Regions from separate parts of the Homo sapiens genome. Here region 1 is linked to region 2. Evidence: read pairs that join two places in POLR2A ChIA-PET (ENCODE). Cell type or tissue: GM12878. All regions are shown on one strand. Each heading gives the region's core, and the rest is flanking DNA. Links, peaks and the distances in the headings are about the cores only.

Region 1 (2,801 bases), core at 41-2,540, 140 kb after region 2:
TCGGGAGGCTGAGTCAGGAGAATTGATTGAACCCGAGAGGCAGGGGTTGCAGTAAGCCAAGATCGCACCATTGCACTCCAGCCTGGGTGACAGATCGAGACTCCGGCTCAAAAAGTAAAAAATAAAAAATAAAAAAATTAGTATAAAGCAAGAATAAATATTTGTAGTGATGGTTTTGAGATTAGTCCTTCTAGAAAACAACATGCTGTTTAATTTTTAAGCTTTTGTATTTCTTTGAAGTGTCCTAGATATGGTCTTGTATGACTGCAAGATAGCTTAGATATGCAGTATGTTTGCATGAAAAACTATGGAAACAACTAATTGTAGAGTCACTAAATGCACATTAAAATCACATGGATATAGAGGAGAGCACATCAGTTGATGGCTCAGAAAACAGGGGTTCTAGTTCTTGCAATTCCATTACATAGTTTTGTCACTTGGTCCCAGGACATCTATTGGAAGCTATCTCTAAGATGCTGTATAACTTGAGAAGGGCACTGGGATGAGTGTGTAATTTCACAGACTTTGCGTTGCCCCCTGGTGGTATTTTACCTTAGTCCAAAACTAGAGCTGTGGTCACTTTACAACCTGATCCTGTGATCCAGTGGTGACCTACTTCATGGATAAGGATTATCCTCTAGGGAGCCAAACTTTGGTGCTTTTAACCAGCAGTTAGTTAATAGAGAAGCTCAGTGAAAGTGGGACCTGGAAGTTTGGGAAATTAGCACATCTTAGTTAGAAGCAAGAAGTCACAGTCAGCGGTGAGTGGAAAGGATGTAATGAATTGATTGATGGATATTTGTTTTCAAAGAATTAACGTAATTGCTGTCAGGAAAAGAAAACCTTAATGCATTAAGGGTAGGGACTGGTGTGGAGATCTAGGTAGAGATCTACATGTGCTTTTCTTAAAATCTTTTGATTCTTTTTTTACCTCCAGGAGACCAGCAGAAGGAGACAGGGAGAACCATATATGGGAGCAAAGAACATGGTGGGCACGCAAGTGGTGCTGTCATGGCGAGGAATGCTCAAAGGATATACATTTAAGCGCCATGAATTTAGAATTTATCCCTTTGCATGTTCTCTAGTCTGAAAATAGTTTGATCTTTTGTAGCTATCTAAATAAGTATTAGAAATTTATTTTGGGAGGTAGACTTGAACTTGATTTCTCCTATCTGGGCCTGTGAGTTGTTGCTAATTTTGAAACTTGATGTTAGTCCCTAGGGTTGTGTTCCTTAAATTAGGCTTTTTACCTCAGTCACTCCAATTTATTTTTATAAGCATACTTTGGTAGACTTTTTCTCAGTGAAATGGAAAACCATTGGTTACCCAGCTAATGAGAATTTATAATCCTCAGTGGACTGCAAAACTTAACTTCATTCTGACTGGCATGAGATGGTATCTCATTATGGTTTTGGTTTGCATTTCTCCAATGATCAGTGATGTTGAGCTTTTTTTCATATGTTTATTGGCTGCATAGATATCTTCTTTTGAGAAGTGTCTGTTCATATCCTTTGCCCACTTTTTTAAAAATTATACTTCAAGATCTGGGTTACATGTGCAGAACGTGCAGTTTTGTTACATAGGTATGTATACACATGTCATGGTGGTTTGCTGCACCCATCAACCCATCACCTACATTAGATATTTCTCCTAATGTTATCCCTCCCCTAGCCCCCCACCCTCCAACAGGCTCCGGTGTGTGATGTTCCCCTCCCTGTGTCCATGTGTTCTCATTGTTCAACTCTCACTTATGAGTGAGAACACATGGTGTTTAGTTTTCTGATCTTCTGATAGTTTGCTGAGAATGATCGTTTCCAGCTTTATCCATGTCCCTGCAAAGGACATGAACTCATCCTTTTTTATGGCTGCATAGTTTGCCATGGTGTATATGTGCCACATTTTCTTAATGTAGTCTATCATTGTTGGACATTTGGGTTGGTTCCAAGTCTTTGCTATTGTGAATAGTGCCACAATAAACATACGTGTGCATGTGTCTTTATCGTAGAATGATTTATAATCCTTTGGGTATATGCCCAGTAATGGGATTGCTGGGTCAAATGGCATTTCTAGTTCTAGATCCTTGAGGAATCACCACACTGTGTTCCACAATGGTTGAACTAATTTACACTTCCACCAACAGTGTAAAAGCGTTTATATTTTTCCACAACCTCTCCAGCATCTATTGTTTTCTGACTTTTTAATGATCGCCACTCTAACTGCTTTGCCCACTTTTTGATGGGATTTTTTTTTCTTATAAATTTGTTTAAGTTCCTTGTAGATTCTGGATATTAGACCTTTGTCAGATGGGTAGATTGCAAAAATTTTCTCCCATTCTGTAGGTTGCCTGTTCACTCTGATGATAGTTTCTTTTGCTGTGGAGAAACTCTTTAGTTTAATCAGATCCCATTCATCAATTTTGGCTTTTATTGCAGTTGCTTTTCACCATTTGACCCAACATATTACTTACACCTTTTGACCCAACATATTACTTACACCATTTGACCCAGCATATTTTACCATTTGACCCAGTATATTACTGGGTATATACCCAAAGGAATATAAATCATTCTAGTATAAAGACACATGCACACATGTTTATTGCAGTACCATTTACAATAGCAAAGACATGGAACCAACCCAAATGCCCATCAATGATAGACTGGATAAAGAAAATGTAGTACATATATACCATGGAATACTATGCAGCCATAATAAGGAATTAGATCATGTCTTTGCAGGGACGTGGATGAAGCTGGAAGTAATCGTCCTCAGCAAACTAACACAGGAACAGAAAACCAAAT
Region 2 (2,801 bases), core at 104-2,603:
ACTGTGTGTGTTTGTCAAAACTCATTGAACTGTACACTTAAAAGATTGGATTACTGCATGCAAATTATACCTTATTAAGTCTGACTTTAAAATAAAAACACCACCAACAAAAATAAATAATTGATGATGCACTTTGGCTTAAATACCATCAAAGGATCATTTTGTTAGCTACTTGGATAAGGATTTGTTAAGTCATTAGTTATACAGAATGCCTCATTCAAATACAAAGGTGCAGCCCTTTCAGTACTCTGGCTTCTAATTGGGTGATGGAAATAGCTATTACTATAGAGGTGGATGCTCTAATGATCTTTGTTAAACAGAATGCTGCTGGAAGGTTAAAACAAAAGCTGCTGATTCTAGCGTTAGTGGAGATAGTGTTTAGTATACAATGTGCAGTCAAATTTCACTCTATCACCTCTCCTGATTCCTTTGCCATTAAAATATTCATCACTAGAGAAGAGTTGACTTTTCAGATCCGTTTTAATCTCAGCCATAACAAATGCACTGTGATATATATATGTGTATGTATATTTTCCTAGAATGGCTTATCAAATGTCTTACTGGAAAAACCAACATGTTTGATTTGGTGGGAGGAGGAATGGCTAATTTAATCACTCTCTAAAATACAATTCACAAATGTTTACAGCAAGAATTGGAGGGTTCTAACTGGAAATTTGAAGCTGTAGAGCTCTTAAACTGTGTTTCTTGATAATCAACATCCTTTATAAATCAAAGTAAAGATATGATTTTGAAAGAAGGCTTAAATTCCAAACTCTTGGCTGTGATTCGTGGGGTTGAAGGATATAACTTCTATCCTTTTGGGACAGATATCTCAACAATATGTATAAGATTACACAGTCTTTCCCCAACAGGAAATTTCTTGTTTATTTAAAACTGGGATTTACTAAATTGGTTTGAATTTAATGCTGTTCAGTAGTCAACTCAGTTGAGCAAGCACTTACCAATAATCATTAACTAGATGCCACATCTGTGATGAGGTGCTGAGTTTACACAGGCAAATGAGCCCCAAGCCCTGTTTTTAAGGAAATTACCATCCATCAGGGTGGACCAAACCATGTACAGCCAGCTAAACTTCAGCAACAGGGGAGATCTCTAAGGAGGAAGCTATTACATAGGAGATGACATTTGAATTCAGCCTTAATGTGTTAGCAGAATTTGGTCTAGTGTGGAAGACAGAAAGCCCAAGGTTTTATGGCAGAGGCTTAAGAACTTCACCGACAACTTCTTATATTCTCCTTAGGTCAGAGCCTGGTCCAAAAGGTATAGAGAATTGGCAGTTACCCACAAGTCTGCCCCAAAGAGGTTCTTTCCAACCACCTGCCACAGTGAGTCAAACAAACTCCGCTGTTGGAGATCCTTTACTTAAAGAGGTCTCCCTGCGGTCTAGACTAGTCACAGTGAAATCCCATCAGAAAGGGGGCCATAGTAATCTATTGCTGGCTTTTGGCTAATGACTGACATGACTTCCTTTTTGTCACTTGATATTTCACTGTCATACCAAGAGAGATGTTAACCGCAGTTAACTGATGAGAAACGTGAGCTGAAGCAGCTTGTGTCACTTGCCCTAGGATGCAGCTCTAGGATTCAGTCAATGTCTGACTGTGCTGGTTTTCCACTACAGCCCATGTGGCCTACTATGAGGACATGGAGACCCCATAAACTTATGGCCCCTGAGTCTCAGCCCTCAAGTGTGGTTAGCATGCCAAAATGGTAAATCTTTGAATACTCTTGGATTGTTTAGCTCTTTAAATGTTTGAGGTGCTCTTATATACATTATCATTTGATTTTTACTTTAAAAACAACTCACAGAATAAACGACTGTAGTTTTAAATAGAGCATTGTTGTCACACAGCACCTTTGGGGAGCCCATACATTGCTTGAGGTGGTCAAAGACTGGCTGAGTTGCTGGGGCCAGTAGTAGGGAGTGGGTACATCTTTAGCAGATCCCATGAATTGTCCCTCATGGGATCTGTTGTGGGGGATTAAATGGTTCTCTTCCTGTCTCCAACTAAGCTGAGGCTTACTGTAACCAGAGGAGCCACTGGCTTGGAACCCCTGGTTGGAACATAAGTTCTCTTGGGCATTGCCATTCCAGGGTATTAGGGTATTGGGGCCTGAGGCCCCTGAGGATAGCATGAAGCCATCTGGGGACTTCTCCATGAGAACTTCTTGTCACTAAGTGCGTGTAATTGCTGATTTAGTCTAGCCTGGCAGGCCCAGTGGTTCTGGTAAGTGGTGTTATTATACCAGGCTATTGGCTGGTAGTTGGCTAATTTGAGGAAAAAAAGAGGTGGTTGGATTCTATGGTAAATTCAGTTGGATGCAAGTGATAGGATTTGCCACAGGGATCATAAAAATCAGGGTGCTGTTCAGGGTGCACAGGTGAATTCCATGGCTCAGGCCTGATTTCACTCCACTGTAGGTACAGAGTGTGATCATGTGTGCAAAATTGTGCTTTCTGCCCCTCCAGAGTGTTTGATAAAGGAATGTCCAAGCCGCCTGTATTTTAGCCTGTTTCGCTCAGCTTGGGCTGGCCTGAGCCCAGGACCTTGGTGTTCCTGGGCTTCTGTCGCTCAGAAGAGCTGCATGGGAGCTCAGAGACAAAGGGGCTTGTTGTGTGAACTCAGATCAGTGGCAGCTGCAAGAAAGAAGAGATAAAGTCCTTCTGTTTTGCTTTTGCTCAACTCTAAATGGTACTTTAGGCTTTTTATAACATTGCAGTGTTCCTTAGGAAAGCTTGACTTGACACACTTATTCTCAGGGTTTTAGGGACCCTCTGT

What was found. ChIA-PET counts read pairs that join two places held together with the same protein. Peaks named below come from ENCODE experiments on the same cell type or tissue, not always from the same donor. Only the 100,000 strongest peaks of a DNase experiment are listed, where the experiment ranks them.
Region 1: POLR2A ChIA-PET joins it to region 2 with 5 read pairs; 2 of 35 experiments call an interaction of 5 or more read pairs at or near these places.

The regions. Positions count from the first base shown.
Region 1 is chr10:50,365,683-50,368,483 of GRCh38, reverse strand. All of the region lies in intron 6 of SGMS1 (sphingomyelin synthase 1), which reads left to right. Among named protein-coding and RNA genes, the nearest start is that of ASAH2, 120 kb to the right of the region's middle. In GM12878, for the core only: a CTCF peak has its summit at 547 (motif pointing left); no DNase peak of the experiment used is centred there.
Region 2 is chr10:50,507,179-50,509,979 of GRCh38, reverse strand. All of the region lies in intron 3 of SGMS1 (sphingomyelin synthase 1), which reads left to right. Among named protein-coding and RNA genes, the nearest start is that of SGMS1, 120 kb to the left of the region's middle. RefSeq lists an enhancer at 1,221-1,300. In GM12878, for the core only: no CTCF peak of the experiment used is centred there; a DNase peak (open chromatin) is centred at 1,439; H3K4me3 peaks cover 382 bases; H3K27ac peaks cover 1,658 bases.